2 separate regions of the Homo sapiens genome follow, and region 1 is linked to region 2. A link is a loop called in an ENCODE intact Hi-C map of the cell type or tissue named here. Cell type or tissue: Calu3. All regions are shown on one strand. Each heading gives the region's core, and the rest is flanking DNA. Links, peaks and the distances in the headings are about the cores only.

Evidence for each region. A loop is a pair of places that touch in the nucleus more often than their neighbours do. Peaks named below come from ENCODE experiments on the same cell type or tissue, not always from the same donor. Only the 100,000 strongest peaks of a DNase experiment are listed, where the experiment ranks them.
Region 1: a loop joins it to region 2, with 4 times the contacts of the local background. A loop is called at or near these places in 2 of 110 quality-filtered maps.

The regions. Positions count from the first base shown.
Region 1 is chr1:88,168,088-88,181,517 of GRCh38, forward strand. No RefSeq gene overlaps it. Among named protein-coding and RNA genes, the nearest start is that of LINC01773, 270 kb to the left of the region's middle. RefSeq lists an enhancer at 7,405-8,604 and a silencer at 12,540-12,589. In Calu3, for the core only: no CTCF peak of the experiment used is centred there; a DNase peak (open chromatin) is centred at 7,784.
Region 2 is chr1:88,103,889-88,120,324 of GRCh38, forward strand. No RefSeq gene overlaps it. Among named protein-coding and RNA genes, the nearest start is that of LINC01773, 210 kb to the left of the region's middle. In Calu3, for the core only: no CTCF peak of the experiment used is centred there; a DNase peak (open chromatin) is centred at 8,153.

The DNA.
Region 1 (13,430 bases), core at 5,828-10,827, 64 kb after region 2:
GAAGTATGAGCATGAGCAATATATTCACCTGGTGCTCACAAATCCCAAGGAAAGTTAACTAGCCACTTGGGGATGTAGTTACAGTTTCTCTACTGTAGATGCACTTTGGGAAAAGGGCAATAAGTTGGAAAGAGTTCTGCCAGGAATGAGATTAGTTTATACACTGGTTTCAAGCCCTAGTTTTTCACATATGTGAAAAATGAAACTAGAAACATGTGCTCTGAGGTTGCACCTGATTCATTCCTTGTTTTAAGTCAGACACCTAGAGTGGTGATCAGGCCTGTTGCTTTATAGGAGGATTCACTCAATCTTTCCCCAGAGGGCTTATCAAAGTCCTCATCAATATTTTCCACAAGAGGACAGTGATCCCTTTTCCCAGGATCAGGAAGGATATATGTGACTTTTCCCACTTCTTCTATCCCATGTTAGATCCATCAACACATTTCATCACTTAGTTAACTCAAACCTGCCTCAGTGGAGCACATTTTATTGTTACAGCTTCCAAAAATTCTAAAGAGTAAATTTCCCTTCTATTGTACCAAAAGCCTTTAAAAAAATCAGAACAAGTCTCATATATATCCAAAGTAATCAAACTTTCTTTCCTGGTGTGCTCAAAATCTTTGTTAGCTTGTAGACATTTAAATCCTGTGCAACTCTTTTGTCTTTTAAAGCAAAACCCAGCTAGCTTACATGTCATGAGAAGTAAGCACACATCCTTTTTAGAAAATCCTATTACTATATAAAGTTTCAGCTGAATAGCCACAGGTGCAAGAGGCAGTGTGTCTGAAGTTCTCACTCACATTCTCTTTTATTATTGCCTATTTCAACCAGCATGATCTATAATGAATACATTGGGTTTTGTGCTCTTTCAGAAGTTTCAGCAAGTGTCTCCATGCCTTTACCTTAGTGTTCCTGAGAGAAGGAGAGCCTCGAGGAGGGGTGGAAGAAATTGAAAAATACAAATAACAAATCAAAAATTACAATTGATTGGATAAACAATTTCCCTTCGTCTGTTTCTTAATAAGTGATCGATTTTGTGATCAATATTCATTATTTCTCAGAACATACCAAACTGCTTATTGAACAAATGAATGGTTGAAACTACAATGACACAGAATCAAAAAGGTGAACTAATTTTTTTTAATAACATGGGTTGAACAGACTGTCTCATCTTACCTTGTTGTTCCACATCAATGCACTTTTCTGCATAGCCCTTTGGAAAAACGCTGAAGTTCAGGAAAACAGGAGGTAATTCATTACTCATTAAAAGAAATGGGTTATGGGAACACATGTTTGTAAGTATGACGGCTGAGTTGCAGTTTGTGTTGGACTGTCTTTTGCGTGTTCAAAATAAACCCTCCAAGCTACCAAACCAGGATCCCCCTAAAGGCATTGCCTTTTGAAGTTAGTGTATTCCATGGATGTATACAAAGTTGAGAAGCCCAGAGCATATTTGCTTTCTAGACATACTTTTAATTGAAATTCAGGAAGATGACTAACAGATATTTGGATTGAAATAAGTTAAATCAACTACTCATTTGTCACCATTGTCATTTTGTTTGCTTGTTCTATAACTTCCAAAGCATTTACTTGAATTCAACCAATTCTGATAAACTTACAAGCATCCAGGTTATTCTACTTTGCAGTTTCCTTCATCATCTTGAAATAATGTGGTAACTGATATATTTTTGAATGGCCATCTTCACCCTGATTTTTAGTGGCTTCGATGGTCTCGTGTACATACAAAGAGGGTATGCAGAAATGCAACTGCACTGGCAGCTAGTATTACCGCTAACCTCACCAAATTGATAACACTAATCTGGGAACAAGCTCCAATATTTAGCAGAGGTGGTCAACAGGATCCTGGCTGGATGATGAACATGCAAAGGTGGGCTCTGGCTGTGGCTGCTGGGACTCCCCTGCCCCTTCCAGCCTGTAGAGGAGTGAGGAACCACAATAGCTTGCTTACTTCCTTTTGGGCTCTACTTTCTTGTCCCCCATTGCATAGTCCCATAGTGTCTGTTACAAATGCCTAACTACCTGGCTGTACAAGAAATGCTGGATTGATCAATTATGAAAGCAACAAATGATTAACTAGTTTCTTTTTTTAAAAAACCACATCACTTACTTAAAGTCAGTCATCCAAGGCTTATCCAAACTACTTAGGAAAACCTCATTAAATCAGGCTCCCCTAATTAGAAATTAGATAATTCTGACAGGAGCAAAGCTAAAGTTTACCTTTTTACTGTCTGTAAAAAAATATTTCTGCAAAGCAAAGGAATAACATAAACAAGACAATGATTTTCTAAATTTAAAGTTCCAGGATAGATTCAATATTCTCCTAAGTATCTTGACAGCAAATTGTCAACCTTGAAGGTATCTTCATGCTATATGTAAACCTCCACCTACAGAAAATAAAGCTTTAATTGTAAAACATTCTTATCTATCACTGAAGAAGGTCTCAGTAAAGACTTTACTAGGTAACATAATTGGAGACTAGTTATAATTAAAGCTATTTTAATATATGCATAAGTGTCTCATTTTATACTGCATCATCAGGATTCATACAAGTAAAATTTTCAGACAACTGGGATTTTTATTTTAAGTAGCAATACTAATTTATCTTAATTGGGCAGGTATGACCCAGTGATGAAACATGGACGATCTGAGTCTACTTCTGGCTGCATCTTGGGCAACTTAATGTATTTTTGCCTCCGTTTCTTCATCTGTAAAATGGAAATAATAATGGTAACTCTTCATAATCTTTTTCTGAGGATTCTATGAGATAATGCATTAAAAAGCTCTTAGATAAATGTTTGTTTCATAGTAAATGCTCAATAAGTTCAAATTACTACTATTTAATCCTTTTTGAAAGAACTTAGAAAAAATATTTTGCATAATCATCTGCTTTCTCCAACAGAGTGAAATGAGCATAATTTAACCCATTCTTATTTATTCAAAATCACCATCATGAAAATAACTCTATTATGCTTTAGGGGACCACTTTTGCTTTTATTAGGTCCCATCAAATTATCATACTCATCTCTAATAGTTCTTCATCTCCTTCTTTTCATTGCTGTTCATTATCTGTTATCGGTATGTCCCCGGTGTTTCTCATAAAATGCCTTATTGTATACCCAGTGGTCTACAATATGAGGTTCTGAGAGCAGTGCCATGTTCTCCTATCAAGTATATTATATGTGCTTTTGGGAAGCTGTTTTCCACACAGCTGGGAAGATCTTTGCCATGTTTTCCTGAATTCTAGAGTATAGTCAATGGTCGAATTTGCTAAACCTCTGAGTTCTTCATAAAAACAGTGTTATCATATTTAAAAGTCCTGCATATATGTTTATTTAGAGTTCCACAATCAATAATTTTCACAGAGACTGGCCATCCCCCAGTTAAGAACATTTTATAGAATTCATTTCTCTAAATCACAGATACCTTTAAATTGATAGAAGGCCATTGTACTCAAAGTGGCTTATTTGTATTCTGTAAAAGATGGTAACGTGATAATGTACTGTTTCTCTCCACCACCCACTTTCACCTATGAGTTACAGCAATATAAAAAGTGTACAAGTTTGGGGAGATTTGGGGGTAGAATTCTTCCCCAGTCTTCCATCATCTAGTCTGAAGTCTCTAAAATAAGAATCACATCAGAAAAATGAGATACGGAAAACCGTTAACAGCAAAGTCTCCAAGCATGGTGAGTGAATTCCTCTAATAAGTTTTCATCCATCAGCATCAAACTAAGCACAAATGGAGTACAGGCTTTATCTTACATGTGCCACATTGTGGTGTTTTTCATCTCATGGGGTGTAACATAAGCTGATGTGGCATTCAGGATTTACAGAATATAGATGTATTTTACTTAGCAAGACAGAACATGTTTTCTCCAGAGAAGAATAAATAGATGTTGAAAGACACATGTGCTCTGAAACATCATATTATACAATGTCCATGTTATTCCTCTAAATGTCAGATATAAAGGAACCATGAAGCCAGGGACAGTGGCTCACGTCTGTAATCCTGGCACTTTGGCAGGCTGAGGCGGGAGGATGGCTCGAGGCCAACAGTTCAAGACCAGCCTGGGCAACACGGTAAGACCCCATTTCTACAAAAAAAATTTAAAAGTTAGCTGGGCATGGTAACACATGCCTATAGTCCCACTACTCTGGAGGCTGAGGCTGGAAGATGGCTTGAGCCCGGGACGTTGGGGCTGCAGTGAGCCATGATTACACCACAGCACTCCAGCCTGGGCAACAGAGTAAGACTCTGTCTCTAAAAACAAAATGAAATAAAAGAAACATGATCTTATTGCATTATTCAATGTTGATCACTGGTGATCGTGATCACTTGTGAATGATCATAAAGATGTCAGCCACTGGTAGTGACTCCCTGGGTCTGGTGGTAGCATTTCAGCAGAGAATGATGTGAAGGAAAATAGGAAAAAGTTGAGGGAGAAAGTGATGGCACCATCAGCCCAGAAATTAAAATAATTATGGGGATAAAGTAGAATCCACCTCTTCTGCTGCCAGGCTTAAAATAGCATAAGAGGAAGAAAGCTACCAACTCCAAGCAGCTTTCAGTGAAAAGATTTATAGGTCTTTAAAAATACCGGTTTTCCCACTAACCTGGTGTAGAACATTACTGTAATATGTTTAAACTAAAAAGCTACCTCAATATCTCCCACTGGAAAATGGCATAGCCCAGAAAAGCTACTTGAACACTTAGATTTTAGACATCCAAATGAATGTCAGGCTATATTCATAATCCAGGGTAGCAACCAGCCATCCATGGGATGACACCACCCTTGGATCCCAACCACCTGTGCTTTGACTCAACAACTTGGCCATTGCCAGGGGCCATGTCCTGGCTCCAGCTTGAAGTGTGGCCTTGCCTTGGCCAAGATCTTTCTGTCTGGTGGACCCAGTACACAGCTGTACTCTGGATTAGAAGGAGAAAACAGCAGTGGTGGCTGCATTGCCCTGGACTACAGTTCTGCATTCTCACAAAAGTAGGAAGAAAGAATGTTGTAAAACATGAGAAATTGTGTTTTATTCTCTTAGCTTTCAAGGTTTTTACATTATTTTCTCCATCACCCCTTGAATCCCAGTAATTATCAACCACCACCAAGGGCCAAGGCTATTTACTACATGCGTGTTTTTACCCAATCAAAATCTGTTTTTAATAAAGTTGAATTAAATCACTCTGAGTGACATAATTACTTCAAGTACTTCCATCACCCAAGGAGATTCACATTATAATGGGGATCAAGGCCGTAAAGGCAGTTTTTAATCTGGGATGCAAACGGTGATATACTCAGAGAGAGAAGAAAAATCTTAGCTCTTTTACTCATATGTATTTTTCTTGCACAAAAATTAGAAGGTTCACTGATATTTAATATAGATTTACTCAGCCACTGTTACCCAGCCTGCCTTTTAAGTGGTCATATGTCACATAAGTTACATGAAAGTGACCTGAAAAAAGAACAGGAGTCCACAGTGTAGAAGAGTGGCAGGGTGCCTTCAGGTCGCCAGGCTGCTCACAGTTGACTGGATTTGTGTATTATGCTACCAAGTTATAACTAAACTATACCACACAAAATGAGTAAGAAGATTTCAAAATCTGTGTCCGAAAACTCTTTATTGGCATCATTCATGGGCAAAGAAGTTGAAGCTGGGCCAGGCGCAGTGGCTCACGCCTGTAATCCCAGCACTTTGGGAGGCCAAGGCAGGTGGATCACGAGGTCAGGAGATTAAGACCATCCTGGCTAACATGGTGAAACCCCGTCTCTACTAAAAATACAAAAAATTAGCCGGGTGTGGTGGTGGGTGCCTGTAGTCCCAGCTACTCAGGAGGCTGAGGCAGGAGAATCACTTGAACCCAGGAGGCAGAGGTTGCAGTGAGCTGAGATCTGCCACTGCACTCCAGCCTGGGTAACAGAGCAAGACTCAGGCTCAAAAGAAAAAAAGAAAGAAATTGAAGCTGAAGTGTCAAAGTCCTTTAGGAATAATGACAACCATGACAACCACAAAGCCTTTAAAATATAGTCAAATATTTACCATTGTTGTTAATGAGATAGAGAAGGGCCACAAAGATCTTTTGTATCACAGTGGTTAGGTGTTTATCTCATGAACAAGAAGTAGAAAAATCTTGTGACATTTCAATATAAGTGTGCATTTTCTTTTGCAAAAAGACAAGGGGCATATATTAACTGACTTATGTACTTAATCTGGCCTTTAAGGTTTAACTTAATGTTTTAATCATGGATGAGAAACAGTGTATTTAAAACTAAAACTTGGATTACAGAAAGAATATTTTTAAATTGGTATTAAGAATCATTTCCATTGTAAAAATGATTTTGCTACTAAAGATGATGTGTCTGTCACCACGTCTTCATACTTCCTAACAACTTGAAAACAGAATATTATAACCTGCTTAAAAACCTTCCAGATCAAAATTCTCAGAGGGATTTAAATTCATTTGTTAAAAATACATAATGTATACCTTGTAATTAGTTTGCAAAGACAACTGATTGACACCAGGGAAGATGGGCATTAGCTTTCCAAGGAGCCACACAAATGCCTTATAGTGATGGAGGAGACCCAAATCTGGGTATCACAAATTCGTAAATGTAGCCACAATGCCTTTTTACATGATACCCATATACTTTGATAAAATATTATTTTTTAGCTGTAATAGCCTTTAAAACAAACTTGTAAAATAAACTGAATTTAGACCCAGAAGTAATGTCACAAAAATATTACACCGAGATGAAAAAACAGTTTGAATTATAACTAATCATAGTCATAATAATAATCTTATGAAAGCAAAAGGTTCTGTACCCTTATAAATAAAATATTTTTATTTCAGGTTTGTCTCCTTAAAATATTTGCATATGTTCTATTAGGTATTAACATACTTATGCAATAGTACATAGATAATATATAAATCAATAAATGTGCATATTTGGGGATAAGTACTCAAAAAAGTTTACAGATATGATACATAATTTTAAAACTTTGGACCACTTTTTTTAGGAGGTTTCTTTTTATTTCTTTCTTCTGTTCTTTTAAAAACATTCCTCAGGTGGCATTTCAGATTTTAGAAAATCAATGAAAAGCATGGGCACAGGAAGTTCTTTCCTCTCGCCTCTGAAAGTCGCTCAGAATCCACCTATGCATGAAGCAATCACGTCCTGCCTCACAGCTGAACCAAGTAACTGTGGTGGGGTTAACAGGCATGAGTAAAAATTTCTACACAATTGAGTTAGCCTCAAGTGGGAAAACATGACATTTCTATTTATTCATTTCTTCAAAAAACCTTTCTTGAGTTCCTACAGGCTCTTTCCAGGTGCTGGAGAAACAGAGTTGCTTTAGACTCACTCATTCTTGCAAGAATGAGACCCAGCTTACCTTCCCTTTGCCTACAGAGGGCCCACAAGAACTCCAATTTAGAAATAAGGAAGCCATCTAGCCACTTTGTGAAACAGTTATACAAATTGCATTTGCTGTGTGCCTTTAAATTGCATGGAGCAGAAGTGCACCTGTGATTTTAAAATATTCCTAACAGTGTCCTCTGGATATGCTCCACCTTCAGCTACAAACATTCTGCCGGCGAATGCTATTCCAGTCACTCTATTCCTTCCTCAGCCCTTCTGTTCTTCTGCCCACACGTTTCACGGAACTACCAGAAGCCACCAGGCAGGCAGCTGCCACAGAGCGCCAAGCAAGGATGATGATTTTAACTTCTTGGGGTACACTGTCCAAATGCCAGAAAACACAGGATCAAAGAAAATGAGTCATTCTGACAGTCACACAGTGCAGACAAGAGGGCAAATTCCATTCTGCCCCTGGTTACAGGAAAGGGTAAGCGTTTCAAGGTCTGTTTTGTGTACTTGTGGTTCAGAAACACGTTCCCTGAAAGTATGCTGGCAAAGTTGCTTAGATCTTTCACACAGTCCTGAGGAAGGTACCCCAATTCTTTAAAACAAGCTTTATGTTGCACAACACACTCTCATAAGAGACGAGTTGCATGATTTCCATTTTCTCTCTAGGCTCCTTCTTTCTAACTTCCGAAAAAATTCCCGTATCAGAACCTGATCAAAAGCAATGCAGAAAATAAGGTACATTCTTTAAGTACACACACACAGAAAGAGAGAGAGAGAGTATAAGAAAATGCACCAACCAAATTCATTATCACAGTTACCTCCCAGAGGGTAGGTAGGGCAAAGCCATCAGAGAGGAGTACCCTCTATCAGTAGGTAAGCTTTGTATCTTAAATTGGGGAGGTGGGTAGTACATAACTGTCACAAGTCTTGATATCTTTGGAATTCTTAAATATAGTTTAAGTTAACACTTTTTTGACCTTATTGCCTTCAATTCCCTATAGCATTAACATTCCATATAATGATCTTCTCACTACATAAACACTCAAAGTGAAGAAACTGAGCCCTGGAATCAGATAAATCTAAAGTCAGAAGCAGTTCTGTAACTTACCAGCTGAACAAACTTAGACAATTTCCTTAAACACTCTAAGAATTGGGTTTATTCATCTGAAAAATATGCAAAAATAACAGTATCTACTTCATAGATAATTAGGAGAAATAAATTAGGTCATGTATGCAAAAACTTAGTACTATGCCAAGCATATAGAAAGTACTCAATAAATGTTAGCTATCATCAGTAATTATTTTATGTTTTCTCAATGGCCTATATAATACTCCAACACTCCAATATTGTGGACTGTATTCACTGAACATCCCTTTTCATCTTTACTTTCCCAAGCAATAGGCTAAGTTTAGAGTACTAAGAGATATGAGTCTTGATTAGAGAAAGCCATACCCTTTGAGCCAAATTCCACATTCTCCAGCAGTTTAAGATAAACATCTTCTGTTTCAGAAAATAATCTTTTTGTTCTTCTTAGCTTCAGGAATTGGAAATGGATTGGCTCTGGTGCCAATGCACCAAAAAGAGATTTTTTTTTTTCCCACTATTAGAAAAGGCTTTCATAAGGAATAGTCTCACTATGAGTTAAATGCCCTGAACATATATACTCAGCAAGTGTGGTTTTCTCACAATTCTAGACATGAACATTATGATAATTATATTTACACATCTATAGTTACCACAACCAGGTACTCAGTATCAGGGTCTTTAGCTGTCATAAACCAAAACACTTCCGTAGCATAAAAGACAACTTCTAAGAGTCCCACCTCCAGACAAGACTCCAGCATTTACCAATATTGCCCGGCAGCATAAAATATGATCAGACATTCTTCCTACAGAAAGGTCTCCTGCGAACTACATGTTTTGTTTCCCCAATGCAACCCCAATGTACAATGGGATGCATTCAGTCCATAACTTGCCATCTCTCCAGACATGCTGGCCGTTCTCCATGGATTGAGGATGGCTCTGTGTGAGACCAAAGAGGTAATTTCAGCAGCACCATCAGTCACTTGGCTAGTTGTTATCGGCATTGCTCAGGGAGCCATGAGGGTGGGAGATGATCCAGGAGAGGTTTCAAAGCCTTTGCTAGTAACATAAAGACCACAGCTGCTGCCTGATCAGTGGCCATGGCCAACAAGCACAGCCAAGACGCATTCTATTTTTCACTTGACTTTATTCACTTCTCCAATAGTGGTAAATCTACCCATATTAACTGTGGGAGCTTCACTTTACATACATTTATCTTCAGGATTTGGGTAAATGCTACATTTTCCTTTGGAGTTGCCTCATGCAGGAACCATAAGTGGCTGTGTCTCCCGGTCCCAAGATCTGGCTGATAAATGAAGATGGCAACTCCTTTTGTCTTTTAGGTTGATTATCCCTGATCCTTAAGATAAACTGACTCAATTATTATCATTGACTTTCAGCTCTTAACCACAAGCCACACAAGTCAATCTCAGACTCTGTATTGTGATCAGGTTCTCCTATTTAGTGGCACTTTATCTATCCAGGATTTGGTTCTGGAGAGATTTCTGTTACCAAAAGTGCTAGTTCCTATTTCAGGTCACCATTTGCTGTTTGGTCTATATTTGGCCAATAGCACAAAATCCTGTTTGAATAAATCTGGTGTATCTGCTGTATTTTTTCGTAAGATGTGTACCTGGATAGTTCTAATTTGTTATCTAGTCCTACTAGACATCTAAAAACATACCTCTGTCATTCAGCCCAGCAACCTTCTCTGCTGTGACTATGCTGATGAATAACAAGGAGGAGTCAGTGTCTCCTTCTGAAAGCCAGCATTTCTCTTCATCAAAGCCTGATCTCTATACTGTGCCCCATCTCCCCACTGCCACTCAGTCCCCGCCTAACAAATCCTCCCTTCAAATTCATAGCACTTAGACATCAACATGAATAAGCTCCATGTTCAAAGTCATCTTTACTTGTAACTAGTTTGTATTAAGCATAATGCCCTGAGTCAGGATGTCTTTTAATCATATAAAGACTGAGAACTTAGTCTCAAGGAACTTAAACTTAAAAACAACAATAACAACAACAAAAAAAAAACCAGCTTAGATATGAAGATGTTGATTTCAAGCACATGAAACATAATGTAAGTATTAAAACAAAACATATAGTTCCATCTTTAAACATGTCTTCAGGTTGGTTTTGACATAAAATTCCCATTGCTTTTCTGAGCTTGCCTCAAAATAATTCTGTTTTCTCCGAAAACTCCATACAAGGAAAGATTAGTGTTCGTCTGAGCTCTTGAACTCTTCTGATTCAAGCTTAAGCAGACTGGCATTGTGTATACTATGCATATAAAGTTGTAAGTGTGACAATTCCTTAAAAACTGAATTCAAAAAGAAAGTATGTGAATGAGCCTAGTATAATGGCTAGCAAATAACAATAATAAGCACTCAATACCTCTGAAAGAACAATTCAAATCATTTTGTCATAAATTATGATTTACATTTTTTTCTATAAATGACTATATAAGAGAGAATGAGGTTTTTTCCCTGTACTAACTATGGGAACTCTAGCTCTAAAAAAAAAAAAAAAATTGGAAAATAGGCAGGGATACTTACATACGTATTTCAAGATAAAAACAGAAAAAGTATAGGTGAATCCTACAACAGCCTGTAACTGGGAAACCTATTATCCAAAATTTTTTCCAAGTTTCTGTTGCATTAAGATACCTATTTTCATGAGGTTAAAAAAAAAAATTATTAAGGGACCGGCGCAGTGGTTCACACCTGTAACCTCAACACTTTAGGAGGTCGAGGCGGATGGATAACTTGAGGCCTGGAGTTTGAGACCAGCCTGGCCAACATGCCAAAATCCCATCTCTACTAAAAATTTAAAAAAAAAAAAAATTAGCCGGGCATAGTGGTACATGCCTGTAATCCCAGCCACTCAGGAGGCTGAGATGGGAGGATTGCTGAGCCCATGAGGTCCAGGCTGCAGTGAGCCGTGATGGCACCACTACACCCCAGCCTGGGTGACAGAGTGAGACTCTGTCTCAGAAAAAGAAAAAAAGTCCAAATCACCTTAAAAAACAAAACTGTCAGAAAAGAAAAAATGTAGTTAAGAAATGTGGTTATTCACACAGTTCTTCTCTGGTAGCCATCTTGTTTTCTACCCCAATATATAAGGTCAATAATTCTAAAACAATAAAGAGGGGATGGGGAAACTCCTTACTAACGAAACACTTTAAACGAGCTCCCTAAATACTTTTAACTAGCATTTAATTTATTTTTAATCAGCTGCTTATCATTTATTAAATAAATTCCAAAGGCCCCAGGATTCCACAGCCCTTAGATAGGCTAATCTCCCATTGGGAAGCAACACGTATTAAATAGTTGCTAAACCTTGGTAAATACACTTTTAATAATTAATTCTAGAAGTATTTAACTTGCAGTTATATACCGGATATTTCAGCAATATTGTAATCCATGGGATATTGCCGAGGGATTTCTCAGATTAACACATTTGGGTCCCTGAGTCCCATCTGTATACCTCTATCTGAATTAACAGCAGGTGATTCAACACATGGCTACCAGCTCTGTGTCTGAGTGACCAATGATTTTATTACCATATCAGTGAGATCAAATCAGTGAAATGCATCAGCTGAGGAAATGCTTTGTAAGGGATGAGACAGACGGTGGCTTACAAGTCAACCCGGGTTTTCAAAAATGATAACTACTGAAAAGAAAAATTACTTTTCCTGTTGAGATGTGTAAATATTATGTAGATATTCTAACTCAATCTCTATGATGGATGGCGCTCAATTTTAAACATATTTCAGTAATGCCTTAATTTAATAGAATGGGAGATACACAAGATGTTGAAGGATCAAGGTGAGAATAAATTTTCTTGCACAGATGGTTTAGTCTTGTTCTAAAAATCCATGGGATTCTTATACTTTCCTCTCCATGAAAAAAAAAAAAGGCTTTGCTTTCTTTCCTTTAAAAAGATGTTTTGAGTAACCACTTTGTTAAATTCTGTATATCCAGTCCCATTCCTACTAGCCTTGTGTAACATAACTATAGTTCCTCCCCCCACCAATGTGGAGTAAATTGTTAACACTGAAGTCAGTAGCGACCTTTGTCTTGAGCGGAGCAGTTCACTTCCCCACCCAGGCTGACAGAGACTGCAGATTGACCAGCAGATGGTGCTACAGAGCAGGCAGCAGCCCAGGGCCTAACATCCTGGAGCTCAAGGACTGCATCAAAGACTCTCAAAAGGATCTTTAGTCTTCTGGCTAGTCAGTTATCTCATCGAGTAAGGAACTTGCCATTTCCTGTCTTTTCTCTGCTCCATTCTTTTTCCTCCCTCGTTTCATAAATGTATTTCTTGTACTCTTAAAAACAGCGTGGCCTGTCCATAGCATGACCCTTGAGCTCTTTCCTTCAGGGCACCATGAGATACCTGAATAAACATGGATGGTGACGAAGGCCCTTTCACTCAAAAAGAAGTATACCTTTCCTGCACCAGCTAACACGAAAGCACACACCACGATGATGTTTTAGTAGTGATAAAAATCAAACATTTTCTGGAGCCATTATACTCTAAAATGTTAATGAAGTTTACTTTTTAAAATGTGATCGATAGATGGGGGAAAGTGCCCATAAATTACTAAAGGCAAAAAACATTCTATTAGCATGCAGTGGGTTTCGCAATGTTCGTTGGTCTGTGTTTTACTGGGGGGAAAATTTTTAATCTGCTGAAAGCGTGAGTTCTGTTTTTGTTTTTGTTGTTGTTGTTGTTTTAAAATACCTGTCTTTGTCTTTCATGGTACAAGAGGGATATTTTTAACATGACTCATTTAGGAAATGTAATTCTAATGCAGTATAGCTATAGGTTTCAATTAACGTTCTACCTTTCTGACAGTCTTTACATTACATGTTTTATGAAATCATTAACTATTGTCATGTTTCTATTATGATACTATTAGGAAATAAAGAGACTTATGTAAATGGA
Region 2 (16,436 bases), core at 5,642-10,641:
ACAAATAAGATTAATAAGTCAGCAAGCACTAGAAAGAAAATCTTAAAAACCACAGTGAGAAGCTACATGAAAAGCAGAGCCCAGAATTATATACTTGAATATTTACATTCTCACAATGAGAAGATGACATATATGAGAAGCCACAAAGTAATGGGTTGTAAATGTGAATGGACATGGGTAGAAATTAATTAAATACATTAGACTTAAGTACAGCATATTATTCCAGACATGGTAGAGATCCCCGACATTGTAGAAGACTGAAATACGTAAATATAGGAGGAGAGGTTTAAAACCTTCACTTACAAATTCCAAATGTATTTGAGAGGCAATTGCATACAATTTTTCATATAACTGATCAAAAGAGGAATCTAAGTTTTAACTTTTTGAGACAGTAAAAACAACAACAAAACAACTCATTAATGTTTTTTCCTCACCTCTAGCTAAAAACCAGCTGCATTTTAAAACCAAATTTGGCAGGCTCTTGATGGCATACTTTCAGCATGATGTTTTAAAGATTAAACTATGGAGCAATCTTTAAACATTAATGGAGGTTACATGGCAAATTCTGCTCACACAATAGAATCATCGTGTCCATCTTGCCAAATGCATGTCTCAGCCTCTAAGCTAGAGGATAACAAAAAGATATTCTTATTCTTCCTCCTCTTCTTTGAGTTCTAAGAGCACTCTTTAAATGTTTCTGTAGCACATCTAATTCCTCTCTAATACATTTTGCTGGCTTTGGTGTTCAATTTAATTTAAATCAGCAGAATAATCCAAGTGAATCCAGGTTGCTGTAATGTTACATTAGGAAGGTCTGATCCATTTGCAGCTAAGGTACACCCAAATTCATTAACATTTACTCAGTAGGCTTCCAGCAGGTGACTTTATGGGAAGAAACAGATGCATCTGAATGTCACCTTACCACACATGTGACTATTATAGATTTTTGTTCTGTCCATATAATATTGCTGCATCCCATTCTAAGGGAATATAGATAATAGCATTAGTTTAATTTATTTTTCAATACACCAAATTACACAGAAATGTTCTCTAAGAGGCTTTGACAATTAAATGAATCCAAATTTTGTACAGGCGCAATGGGGATTGACCTCAATGGCTTTCTAAGTGCTAATTACTAAACCTAAATGCAGTATGGCTCAAAGGGCTAAACCACAGAGAGGGCACTCAGAGGTTGTGGGTTCTAATCTCCACATCAGTAGCATGACCCACAGCAAGCCTTCCCAGAACTGAAAAGTAAAAAGATGCAGTCCAGTGTCAGGCTTCTGCACCAGAGCAAAAAACAAAACAAAACAAAAAACCCTGATTTGGGACCGGCAGCCTCAAATAGAGACTCTGTACATCCTGAAAAAACTTAGCCCCTTGCCAAAAGGAGCTTTTATCATTGAGCTACAGAGGCTAAACAAACCTAAAACAATTAGTACACAAATAAAGGAAAACTATGAAATGCTGGCGAAGACACCGAGGGAATTCTAGAAGCTCAGAGAATGGAGAGATCACGTGAGCCCTCTAGTTCTGTGGAAACATTTGGGAAGATGTTGCGCTGGAGTAGAATGAATGTATAACAAGAGTCACAGCACCTTACTAGTGCTAGGGCCAGCACATCTCTGAGACATATATTTCCTCTTCTATAAAATAGGAATGATAGCTTCTGGCCTGTAAATGTACAAAATTGTGTGGAGGAAACAAATGAGACCATGAGAACAAAAACATTGTAAACACTACAGAGATCAGAAGTGCTATAAATGTAACTGTTATGTATTATTGGGCTGCTGGATTGGTTTGTGAAAAAAGAGATCTGAAACAGCAGATTCAGCCTTAGTATTCATGTGATTTGGGGGCAAGTGGCTCTGCCTCCTTGGAGAGCTCCATGAAACATGGCGGGCAAGACGCTGTTGGGGTCTGCACCCAGAGAGTCCTCCTGCCCAGAAGGAAAATGGCACTGCACCAGCACCATCCCGCAAATCAATAAAATAAAGCTCACATTAAAGTAAAAAGAGAAGATGAAAAGGAGTGGGAAGAGAAGAAGGAGGAAAGGAGGTAAAGGAGGAAGGAAAGCAAATAATTTAAACCATTAGCGAAGTCTCCAGAAGGATGCTAGAGAGTGAACAGCACTGCCTGCAGCTGAAGATTTCACCCATACCTGCTGAGGCTCTTCCTTAGCTTGGTGTATCCTCCTCCTCTCCCTTCCTGTTCTCTCTTCCTCTCCTGCCCCTTACCTCCACTATCCTTTTCCTCTCTCTTTCCCACTCCTCACACAAGTTCTCTTCCTAAATTAGCCCATGGATGAATTTTCTGGCTTCCTGATACCTCTCCTCACACTCTTCCTTCCTGTCTTCCAAACAAATTCTGTTCTCTGTGTTGCTCTATGTCCTTTCTGATCCTTGTCAGTCTGGTCTTTCTTAGTTCCTTCCCATTCTGTCTTCCATTGGCCTGTACAGCCAAACAAGTGCCTAAGGACTGAGCAGCAGAAACAACATCTGCCTAATAAGGTGAAGGAGAGAAGAACGGCTGTAAATATTTATGGTAAACAATAAGAGGAAGATATACAAAGATCCACTGGATTATGATAGTTAAAATTTAGTAGTGCTTACTATGTGCTAGGCATTATTTCAAAGGCTTTACATTCCTTAACTTCTTTAATTTCATCACCTACCCTACAAGATAGGTACTGTTATTATCCCTATTTTATAGATAAGTCAAGAAAGCTCAAATAAGATAATCAATTTGTCCAAAAGTCATATAGTTTTTAGTCTGGCTGAGGATCTGGAATTCAGCCACTAGAGTGGATGGATGCCTGGGTAAAGGAAAGAATCAATGTTCAAAGTATTCAAGTGGGCTTTTAGGGCTGGTAGTGGGGGATTTGGAGTTTCACGGGTAGAGAGTGTAATGCCTCCCAAATGGGTCATAGCCAACTCCAAGAGTAGCTACCACAAGCTTATGACAAAGTACGATATTGCCTAAGGACAACGCTTCTCTAGGAAATGTTTCCTCAAGGCTGGATTTGTAGGAGGAAACATTTTTGAGAAATTAATTTGTATTGACTACCAATTTCATTGGAAATGGGAGTGTCAAATGAAGCAGAATGAAAACCAAACTAAACTCAATGAAGGCCCATATATTAAGCTTTGGCCACACTCTCCAAATTATTACAGATCTGGGAAAATCCTGCTAATCAGAGGCAGCAAAACATCATGCACATTGCTGATGCATGCATATGGGAATGGCATGACTTTTTTATAGGTGCTGCATGAAGGTTGATATGTCATTGCAAAATGGCTCTTGCAATGTTCTCCATCAACCCTGTATATGTTTGCTAAGATACAAAAGCAATATGAATTTGTTCAACAAGGTCAAGTAGTCTTTTTTTTTTTTGTAATAGTGACTCCTTTTCTTTTTTTTTTTCATTCAGATCTTTTCTCTCCAGTTCATGAAAGTTTACACTATATCTGATACTAAGTTTGACTAAAAGAAATCATTTTAATGTGTTTAGGCTTTAGGAGAAAATCTTCAGGTACAATCCAGGATCCAGTAATTGACTGTTATTAGTATTAATAGGAATTACACAGCCAAATCTCACTGCTATGCGCTGAAAATTTACCACTTAAGATCAAGCTTCAGTAATCAATGGAATGTGTTGAAGTGTAATTTCTGGTTCATAGACCTCTCAAAAAGGAAAAACAGATATGGGGAGTTAAGTTTGGGATAATAGAAAGGAAACTTCTTAGTTTATACTGCTTAGAATTAGAAATATATAATAAATAATCATATTTTCTTCAAAATGTAGTAATCAATTTGCTGTAATTAATAGGATTGAATTAATACATAGGACAAGCAATCATTCTTATAAGGGACTCTTTAATAGAGGATCTTTTCTGTGCATTTCTTCAAATGAAGGGTACCTCCGGTTGTATTTCTTTCTGACAGAGCCATTTCCTTGCCTTCACATCTCTGTAATACATATTATTTGAATATCTGGAATATGTATTATTCCCTTGTAGGTAGGTTGCGAAAATTACCAGCCCACACAACTTTTATCAATATGTCTCATGCTAGGTTTTATTCCTGATGTGAAATAGAATAAATTGGCCTTCTTTCCTTTTCACCTGATATAATTTGTTACTTACCTTGAGATAATTTTTTTAAAGACTGCTGTTAAACAACTACTAATACATTTTTTAAAACGTGGGTAAATTATAAGAAAAGGCAAGCATGGCTTTCCTTATTCTACCTGCTTAGGCAAGAAATGAGCAGCACATTTTGCGTGTGTATTCTTTTCATTAGTCTGATGCTGTCTGCAGTGATGCCACACACACATTCAAAAAATGCCCCAGCTATTCCACTTCCCTATCTTAGTATCTTTCATATTTTTAAACTTGATTCAATAATCATTCCACACCAGGGGAGGTATCATGACTTTTGAAATCCTCAGTACTTTTCAATAAAAAAGATGAAATAATTTTACATAAGCAAGTTTAAAATGTCAGGAGAACAAAAATGGATCTATTTGAAATCATTTCTAAAACAAAATTTGATTTTTGTCAATGGTGCATGAAAAACAATGAAATAGCCAAGGAAACATTTTGATATTATACATTTCTTTTGACAGAGGGTCAGTCTTAGATTTTTAATACTTGGCATCCTAAAATAATATGAATATCTTTAGTTAGAATATAGAATTCTTTCTGAAAGTTTGCTTTAAGTAAAATTAAAAATGGAAGGACTTGAAGCAAAATATGTTAATAAAATAAATCTCGTGCTGTTTTACTGATGTACTTAATGGAGAGTTGTGATTATTAATTTATAATTGTCATAATTTTAAAAACTGCTGGTAAGAGGTTTCAGAAACATCTCCATGGTGAAACATAGAACCATCCAAATCCAATCCACCAATATTTAAACAAATACACTTTGAAGACATGTATTTCTTCTATTCAAAAACTGCAGGTGATTTTACCAATGTATACTGGTCACTGGAAGTTAGGTAAAAAAAATATCTTGAAAATGGCAATGTTGTATCATTTCTCAGAAACTTAAAAGTGGTGCATATCATCAAGGGGTCTGCAGAAAGAAACATAACATAAACAAAGCCAACTTTGGATAGAGCCTAATTTGTTCTTTAATGTGCTTGACCTCATTGGAAAACATTGTTCTATATTCATATCAGTGTGAGGTTTTTTAATGTTTTATTCTAAATCATGGGTGGATTTATGAAGGTCTTTTTCTTAAGAGCTAAAAAACAAGCATTTTCATTCTGTAAAAGGAATGTCCATTGATAATTGTGATTTGTATTCACAGACTAATATTAAAAGACCAGGATGTTCTACCTCTCTTAAAGTAACTCTTGTTTCAGGAATCTCCAGAGAACTTATCCCTCAACCTTCACATTGAATGGGTTTTAATATTTTTAACACTTCTACAAGTGTCATGGTCTGTAAGGAGCCCTGGAGTGAAGTGGAAGCATTCCTATCAATGATACTTTTGAAAATAGAATGTTTCCCAGATTCCTTGATACATAAATCAGCAGTGAGGGAAGTTAGGTGCTCCATTTGCTTCTGATGAGTTGGAAAAGGTAACCTCCAACCAGAGGGCAAGAAATGTCCAGCACATAGTGCTAAAAGCTATCTTCTCCTGTGAGGTGAATGGAAAGAAAATCCTATTGCACAATTCTAAAGAGTTAAATTTCTTCAAGAGGCAATGGAACAGTTCAGTTTCATCAGATTCCTTTTCTGCTTCCTTCTTGATATATTAATGTTCCCCATATTTTCTTTCCATGTTGCAATACTCTAAAACATTTCTATCCATGTGCTGTGAGTATTGAGAGTGAACTAAGCCCAGACTTCAAAATAGCCTCCTTGCCCATTTTGTTCTCCCTTGCCACACTTTGGGCTTTGGTGCCTTGATACGTTTGCAAAAGGAGTCCCCTGAGCTGGGAATGTTTTTCTTCTGTATTATAACTATACCTTCTCCCAGGGCCCAATTCAAACACTTCTTTAGTCAGAGTTCACCTTTGATTTTCATGTACATTATAGGCTTGGCATATGTTTCCTGTGTAATAGATATACATCTGAATGAATCCATATCACTAATTATTTGTACCACTAACAAGCCACCTAACTACATCACCGTGTTTAGATGTCAATTTTCCCAACTAGCTGGTAAGCACCTAGAAAAATAGATCTCTTTTACTGTGGTGTATATCTTCAGTGCACATGGTAGAGATCCTTGTTGTAAGAAGTCAATGGATGTTTTTTGAATAAAAAGTAGGCATGAGATACTATTAGTAGAAGATATGAAGAGTCTTAGCATAAAAAGTTTCTCGCATTTTGTATATTATACAAATATATACAATATATTTGTATATTGGAAAACAGCACTGGAACACTAAAGTAATCTTAACTAAGGCAAGATCTCAAAGATTTCACCAAAGTATTGACAATGAAAATAAGATCATTTTAAATCAAACTATGACATTCAATAAGCAGGCCTTTAAATTTTTCAAAAAGGAAATATTTGAAGGATATTAACAAATGACACATATAAATGAGGAAAAGGCAAACTAATGTTTTAAAGATTAATAATGTATGAGTTTTGATTCAAAATGCAAGCTGCCCTTCTCCCTTTCAGGGGCTTAAAATGGAAAAAAAGTAAGTCCTGGGCATTAAAAACAACTTCTTTAATTCCAAACAGTCTTTCACATAGGAAGTTCAAAGTTAAAAATGACTCAGTGTTAAAAATTGTACCTAATGGCTAGATCATTATTATTGCCATGGTTATCTAGGGGCATAGAAACCAGGATTTATAGAAAATCTGAAGTCACACAGAGTATCAGTAATCTGAACAAGAGAACAATGTCTGCCTTCCAAATCTTGACTCATTCTCTTGTTCTGGAGCTACATTTTCTATATCTCTCCTGAGGAAATATAATGAGAAATAATTTTTAAAGAACTAATAGTAACCACCAAATTTGAAATTTTCTGGAATCCACTTCCTGTCCATTTCCACTGTCACTGTACTAACTTAAATCTTTTTAAAATAATATAGCCTCCAGCAGGACTTTCTGATCTCAGCCTCTCCCCTTACCAGATAACCCTCTTACAACTGTGATGTAAGTCTCTCAAAGTCATGCAGCCCAAAGATGGTAGCACACCTGACCTCATTTCACCAGTTATTAAGGTCTTATAAAATCTCATCACACCCTAACTAGCCAACCTTATTTTTCTACCATTGAACAGTTTAATATGTAATTCACCTTTCTAATTGTATCAAATACATTAATCTTGACTTTTCAGATCTATTTTAAATGTGTGAAGGCTCACCACAATGCCAGACACAAAATGGATGCTCAATATACACATGTTAATTGAATGAATAATTGAAAAGATTTTAAAAGTGCTTTTGAGGTACTGGTAAATTGAAGCACTTACAAGCTGCTTTGTAATGTTTCCATCTATCCCTCTGTATGTAAATATTAATAGGTTCAGGAGTTCTAGAAAAGAAATCAACCGAGGCCCCTTTCCCTTTTCTCATCAGAACAACTGTGCTTTAAAACATTCCTCTAATGAGAACTGCCTCAGACAGAATTCAAAAGACACTTCCGTACTTAGAGGTGTTGAATTTATTTGAACACCAAAAACCTAAAACTCAAGTTTATTTGTCTTCTTATAAGTACTTCAATAAGGCGGACCCAATAGCTATCAATTTAAGAACAACATCTGGATCTCTTACACCTACCTAATAGACACAGAGTGTTCTACTCCAGAATTTTAAGACAATAAATAAGAAAAAGGATACAAAGCTAGCAAACCCTATGTGCTATAAATTAAAGAGCAAAGCTCATTTTTTCATGATTGAAAGGAACTGTGAATATTCTCATAGTAGCTCCCATAGCAATTACTTGGAAGATACAATCTCTCAGAGGAGAGTTCTTATCCATCTTGTGTATTTGTCTGCAGGTCAGGTATTCATAAATTTCCTGGTTTAATTTCAATCTTAGCTGGGCAAACAAGCGTATGTTTTACAATGGACCCTTCTTGTCAACCCTTCAATGATTAGCTCCTTTGTAGTTTGCTGATGATCAAATCCAATGAATGCCACTCTTGGGTTACTCGTGAGTCATCTCTTTGAGATTCCCCATCCTGCTCTACCTGCGCCCAGCAAGAAAACATCATTTCTTGTGGTCAGTTATCATGAGATCACTTCTTAGGGAAAGAATAAGAGAAAAACCTACAATTCTTAATAAGTTCATTATTAGTGATGCAGACACCTGGTCAGCTATTGCCATTTAATGACCAAGATTCAAAGTGGCACAAGCAGACAACTGACATTTTGCCTTAGCATGCATCTCTGGCCAGTGATAATTAACCTGAAGGTAAGGAACCAGTCATTTTCTTAATACAACAAGGCACCTCTTTCAAAGTTGGGGCTCTTCCTGTTTTAATAATCAAAAGGAAAAGACCTTTGGTACTTAATATTTAAACAAAATGTTTAATATTTACACAGTAAAGTTCTTCTTCTGATATTAAACCAGCATTAAAGCAGGGATGGAAATTGGTTTATAATCTCTGACACTAGGCCTGGAGCCTTGTAGTGTAGTAAACAATGTCACTCTTCAGATGGGCACCACCTGCATTGGGTTCAGAAATGTCAACTGTAATTAAACATTTTATTTCAAGGATAATTCATAGGTTATGTGCATGAAGGACTGCTTTCTGCCATGAGAAATTTCAAAGTACTGGCCTGTGTAAATAAGAAGCAGGTCTTTTTTATTGCATGTTTTTTTAAAAAAAACCATATGCAAACTGTCTGAGACTTAATTAATATTATTCTTAAATATATCCTTCATATTTTTCAAAGGATTTTAAAGTCAATTTTATGAAGCTTGACTGGTAATGTTGCATCTCTACCTTACCAATTGTTTCCTGAAGCTATAAGCTCTAGTTATAAGTAGGAATACTGTGGGGGAGAGGGGAAGAATACGATTTGCCACATGCTAGCATGGTAAACTAATGGCAGAGTGGGATTGGTTCTCACCAGCCCTACATTTTGCCTTTGGGGCTTTGGTTTTTTTAACTTATGATTTCAATGCAAACTTGAAAATCATTTATAATTTTTAAAAAGAACGACAAGTTATTCATAGGTGTGGGGGTCACTTAGCACCTCTAATAATGCTTCTGAACCTAATGAGAATTTACAATGTAATTATTCAATTAAGCATGTGTGTTCGTGTGTGTGTGTGTGTCTAAGAAGGGAGTAAGTAATCCTCTATTTTTCTATATCAATAGCAATTCACTACTGTTTATTGGGAGTAATTTGTTAGAAGCTAATATAATGACTGAGAGACTTATTAATAAAACACACCTTTCCTAGCTCTCCACCCTAACATTCTACATCATTTTTTTTCTCAAAATAGGGCTTAAGAGGAAAAACCTTAAGTAAAAATGTTCTTAAAGTAAGGAGAAAAAATCTGGGTAAAGGTAGCACTCTTTTGTGCATTTAACACAGTCCCTCATAAAGAGTACTCTTTTCTCTATTTGAGGCAACAAGGAAAAAAGATGCTCTGTCACTGTCTCTCACTCACTTTCTCTTCCTTTGCTTTTTGAGTTACTTCATAGCCAAATATTTCATGACATACATCACCTACCAAAGAGAAGGCCTTAGGTACATGAACAAGCTCAAACATTAGGCAAAGGCATTTGATGGGGAATGCAGAGCCCCACCTGTATCAGATGGGCACCTTGCAGAGAAGCCTCTGACTGGGCTAACAGAGCCATGGTCACTGAGGCACTCTTTCAAAGATAAAATGTTAGTTGTCATTGGGAAAAATTGGTTGGCAATAGCAAAATGCAACAGACAAATATTCTTCCAAGTCACCATTCCAAAATGAGTGTAATATGAGCATTTGTTAAATGAGTTCTGATTATACTTGCTTTAATTAATAATCTTTTCTTTTAGAAATATGATTGCCATAAAAGCTATATAAAAACATGTGAAAAGGAAATGGCACAGTAAGAGACAATGCTATAAATCATATACACACTGATTAAAATTACATTTGAATTTAAAAACTGACATATAGAAAAAATGCTTGAAAGAAATATGGCAATGTGTTAGGGTGGCAGAGGTACAGGTAATAATTTTCCCATTTTCCAAATTTTTATAATATGATCATATGACTTTAATTATTAAAAGTCTATGTCCAGTAAGAAGTTAATTACTTTGGGGGATTAAAAATCCCACAGTGCGTTTGTTCATCAAAACACATTAGAGAAGAGGTACAGAAGAAATTTGGTGAAGGCTTGGATCAAACACAATTTGAATTTCTTTGTCTCCTTATCTCTATATCATCATAAAGAAAACAGTTCAAGAATATTAGCAAAATAGGACAGAGTGGGAGAAGGTAGGAGAAACACTATTGGAACAGCTAGTTGGTCTGACCCTGGAGCTTCTTTTTTAACTAACAGCAGATCATAAGCATTAAATATTTCCTTTATCTTCTTCTTAAAATGGTGTTACCCTGGCTGCAAGATAGACAAAAGACAAAAGCTTTCTCAGTGCATCCATATTCCTTCCTGGTTAGGAGAGTAGTAAAAGCTGTGGTTTTGGTTATGTCTATAGCTATCAAAATAGGATTATCACATGGACAATGTACATCAGCTGCATAAACCCATGTTAAATTAGACCAGATGTAGATATTAAATTTACCAAGTCATTATAAACTTAGAAATAATCTGTCTAAAGTCACAAAGCTAGTAAATGACAGAACTGATGAGATGGCACAAATGATCAACTTGATTGTTCCACCAATAATCTAGATGTAAGTACATATACAGATGCAGATATAGATGCTATAGATAGGGATATCGTTATCTCAATCAATTAACATTTGGTGAATATTTCTCATGCGACTTAGAGTGCAAGGTCTCTCATTTTTCCTTTCAAACTGACATGATTTCCCACTACATCTCTCACCAAACTTTCCTCTCTGCAAAAATTCCATGATTGCAAGGGACCTGCCACAGTGACAATGCCAAAAACTTTCCGTATGATAAACCCTATTAGCCAGCCTTGCAGTCTCTAGGGGTGGACAGGTAGAGGGTTCTAGCAGGAGACCTTTTGTGTAAAGAACCAGGTGAAGGGCATGGCAGCCATGGAAGAGTTATTATAAAACAACATTTTTCCCCTAGAGCTTTCTCCTTTACCTACTGAAACGGAAAAGGCTTAGGAGAAAGAATCCTAAACCACTACACCTGAACAAATAATAGAAATTCATTTAGAACAAATACAATATTAAAAGCTATTTTTTCACTACAAAATTAATTGATTAACTTTTTCCTCTACAAATATATTACTGGAACTTTCTCACTGCACAAACTCTCCAAACAAAATTAATGGTTTTGTTTTGAAAATTAATTTAGATATTAAAAAATTATATTTTCCACCAAGATCTCAGTTACTCAGATTAAATATTAACCAAAGCTGTCTTCTGCTTAAATAGAATTTAGCCTTTGAAGTGTTTTTATTAATCTCTTCTGATGTAGGTGCTTGAAATTCTATGAGAGTGCCGCTGCCGCCCGTTCTGTGCATCACTTACTGTAATTTATTTTCAGAACATAATTCTATTTATAAATGAAAATCCTATTAAAAGAAGACAAGAAAAATTAGTCCTAGACTTTGCATTGGTAGAGTAGAAACAAAATGAGCGGCCTAACCTGAAGTGACATTTACAAATTACCTGTTAATTTAAACCGGGTTGAGGGATGACAGAGTTTAGTCAGACTGACAGGAAGTACCGAAGGAATGACAGTTGGGCCTGGAGTGGCCATAAAGCTCGTGAGGCTGGCACATTTATCTGTGTTCCCCCACTACCCCACCACCTCCCAGAAAGCTTCCTGCCTAGTAAATAATATATTTTTAAAAATATTTACCTTTTTGGCAGACTAGTGAGTAAAGGTTTTACACAGCCGAGGGCTCTCTTCCTTTTTTTTTTTTTTTTTTTTTTAAGGGGAGCAAATCAGTGATTAAAAATGGCTTCTGGCTTTAGTCATGTGTGTGTCTTCCTGCAACCTATTGAAGCCCAAATATAAGTTGTTTTCTTCTTAGGTGTCTTTAATGAAGCACAAGGGCCTAACAAGGCTACAAACAACTGAATATCTATTCATGGGCATTCACTCCCACCCCAAGGTTTTTAAGAAAGACGTGGTGCTCCTTTTATTTTTTCTATTTTTGAAATGTAACATCCAAAAACCTTGTAGATAAAAATCTTAAAACAACAGTCTTTTAAGAAGGAACTCTAAGAAGGGACAAGAATTGCTTTATACTTGGATTTTTCTCATTCAATTTCAATTACTACTAGCCAGAATAAATATCTGCTGATATTATACATATCATGTAACAGTTAAAACTCATTTTCACAGAACTTCTATTTCACATTCTATTTACATGGAGCTACATTTTTCTGTCAGTGGGCATGTCCTCAGTAACACTAATATGAGCTACACATATGGATAAACTGAAAATACACAGGTGCATATACGCAGACACATACACAAAACACAACACACAATAGTATACCCAGTAGTTTGGCCTTTCATGAGCAAGACCTCTTTTTGCCTTAAAAAACAAAACTGGTGATTTTTTTTTTATGAGAACATCTTTAGCTTCATAAATCGATGATTACAAAAACATCCCGGTTTCATCTGCCTGCATCCTGGTCAAGGCTCCTGTCTTCTTTTGTCTCCTTTAAATGTGTTTATCCATTTGAGAATTCAGCAAATTTCAAGGAATTGTTGCACTCTTTCTTCTTGTTTACCCATTCTGGAATTCTATTGACTGTGCAGGGATAATTCTGTAACTTAAAAGTAATTGCTGTGAATTATTCACACCCTGATTCTCAGAATCTTCACACAACTTTCAGTAACTATTCTGGAGGGGAAAAAATGTTTAGCTTAAGGACTACTTCTCTGAACAAATGTTTCATTATATTTGTGGTAAAGGTATCTACCAAAGGCAATGAATCATTAGTGTATTATTTTAGAAGGGTGATGTTACCAAAGTAAGAAATAATTTTCTCTTGAAATTTTGATCCAATGTTCTTGATATCATATCGTTTGTTATCTAGCAAAAAGGAATAATTTAACCCCTTAACACTAGAATAATCTGAATAATCACAAGAATAATTAGTCTCTCTCAATAAGAAACTGGTTTTGAATAGATAAAAATGTCAAACAGAGTGAAAAAGTTTGAAATATGAGATTCTGATGAAGAGGGTCTGTTGGAAAAACGAATCCTCCTTCCCTAGTTCTTCAGCCTAGTTGGGTGACAGCCTGCCCTGCCTTGAAGTCCTCTCCACACAAATTCCGTGACTTCTATTTAGCAAGTTGTTGAAACATAATACAAATTTAAAATAAAGTTCAGAAAGGAATAACCAAGAGAAAATTTTCAGCTCTGTCTCCCTCTACTCCACAAGTGCCACAGGAGTACTTCTCCCAATGTAATCTACTATTAAAAAAGAAAATCAGAAGGCTCCCTAGTCCTTTTTGGCACATAAAGAAACACACTTTGTACTAAATGCTACTTTTGAGGGTTTTTTTTTCAATCAAGGTTTAGAGATAAATTATAAATTATTTGTGTCTTAGACTCTTCTGTCACATTGCTGTCAAGAAGCATATGCCTGTTTGGACAATCCTGGTTATTTCTATAAGATTGATGAAATGTTACTTTGCTCTAAGATTGATATCCACGTCCTTATGCAGTATATCAAGGGCATATGATAATGATAGCGATCAATGTTATTTTAACACTGCACAAAGGCCAGGGTGTCAAGGCCATCACTTCATTAGACAACAGGACTATTGATTATTAACTAGAGACTGGCTCAAATAGAAATACCTGTACAATCTCTCCATGCCAAAACATTGGTGGGTGAGCAGATTACATAATCTGTCAACCAATATGAAACTCTCTCAAAACTAAGCAGAGTACGGGGAGCATTTGAAAGGGCATTTCACAATGAGCAATAACTTTTTTATGTCCCTTGTCCCTCTGCTATCCTCCCTCCTAAAGCGGATATCATTTTAGACTTGCAACACTGCCTGAGTCCTGACCTTAAAATGCAAATACTCATTTGAAATTGAGGGGAAGGAGATGAGAAAACTAAGGTTTGGGTGCGAGTGGAAGAGAGAGGAAGAAAAGAGGTTACAGGTGTGAAGGGAGACAACTAAGAACTATTTATGCTCTACGTTTCTTCAATCTCAATTCTATGTTCTTAAAAATAGTAGATGTTTTCTAAATATTACAGAGCTAAAGAAAACCACACCATTTCTCCTTCCTGTCAAGAGATATATTATTGTTTAGCTGACTTCAATAGTTTTTTACATGCAAATTTATCAGATGCCCATTCTCTTTGCCCTGAGCTATGAGCTATGAAATGCGTGTATGCTCTATGCAAGTGTTAAAGAGGCCTCTCTATCCTGGAGTTATATATTCAGACTCTAAGGCAATTTCTCCATCACGCACCATGCTTCCTAATCAGCATAATTTCCCCCTTGACCAGCCCTCTACGTGCATACATTTAGAAAAAAATAAGTGGGTTAAAAGGAGGGCATTGACAAAAACAGCCTGTTCAAAACAGTGATTTGAACACTTCCTAATGGAGCTTTAAGAACTCATCCTAAGTAAAGCAAATGGCATGAGGCATGTGGAAAACTGATTAGTGAGGACCAAAGCAGACATTTATTGCCCAGAGGTAGAAAGTCCACTAATCTTCCTGTTAAACCTCTGTTTTCATTTCCTTCTCAACTAACCTCACTCTGGACCAAATTCATCACCTGTCTTAAGCCTCCAACTGGTACTGAAATCAAAGAAGTCAAGGGAACAGTGAGTGGAATCTCATGGGAATGTATTTCCCCCATTCGTCCCTGCATTCCCGACGATCAGTTTGAAGTGCTGAAATGTCAGGGCCCTGGCTCCTTACAGCTTTCACTACATTTTTGCTTTTCAGAAGCAGCCTTAGGAACCCAGATCATGGTCTGGATCCTTCACCAGTGGTCTTGAGCAAGGGAGATGGGACTGACTTTGGTAAATTGTTGAGCACACAGAGACAAATATCTATAACTAATTGTAACATGAGGATGTGACAGGAGCCTTCGCTGTCCCTGGCCAAACAATGATGATGGCACTAGGCTAATAAGACAGAACCCTTTTTGATAAGTGAGAGACCCTAAAAATGCACATATTAAAAAAGACTGTCAAAGGTCTTTGAGCAACAGAATAAATAACAGTATTGGATTATAACCCAGAGTATAAAGTAAATATATATGAGCTCTTATTGTTACAAATAAATGGAGGAGTAAATAAATGAATAAGAAGAGAAAAATCTTCCCCATAGGATTCTAAATAATTTGTGCACACTGCCATCTGGAAGATGGTCCTTAATGCCCTCCCCCAACCCACATTCTCTCCCTTGAACATGGACTTGCTTTCAAAGAATAGAGTGTACAGAAGAAGGGTTAAGTTTATGGTGGAGAAATCTGTCAAAGACTACCTGGATCAAGTGATCAAGATTAATACCACCAGTGATAAGTCATGTTGACAACACATACACCTTGATAGGATGTGAGAAGAAGGCGCTTCACTTCTGTGGTGTTCTTCCCCAAAACTTATAATCCCAGTCTAATCAGGAGGAAAGCATCAGACAAACCTGAGGGAGATTTTACAAAGTAGCTGACCAATACTCTTCAAAACTGTCAAGGTCATGAAAACAAGGAAAGACTAAGGAACTGACACAAACCAGAGAAGATTAAGGAGATGTGATATGTAAATGCAATGTGCTACCTTGTATTTAATCTTGCAAGAGAAAAAAGGACATTAGTGGAAAAATTAGTGAACTCTGAATACAGTCTGGAGTTTTATTAATAGTAATGTACCAATGCTGTTTTCTTAGCTTTGATAAATATACCTTAGCAGTGTAAAGGGTTAACATTAGGGGAAGCTCTGTGAGGAATATACAAGGATCTCTGTATTCTCTTTGCAACTTTTCTGTGAATCTAAAATTATTCCAAAGTAAAAAGTTTATTTAAAAAATTCAAAAATATTTCCATAATGACCTGCCTAGAATTTTTTCATTGTGTAAAGGAAAGGAGTAAAAATGTAGAAAATTACATTTTTGTCAAGAAAAAGAATGAAACGAGAAGGCATAACCTATTTGTACAAAAAAGAACAAAACTAAATAAAACTAGACACACATACATTTTTATACATAAATGTGTATATAATATGTAAATACATAGACATATAGATAGATCATAAATTCATAGATACATGGATAGATCAATACTATAATTGCCATTGTACTATTCATTTATTATTTTATTCATTTACTCACCTACTATTTTTGAACTAATAACTACTATATGTGA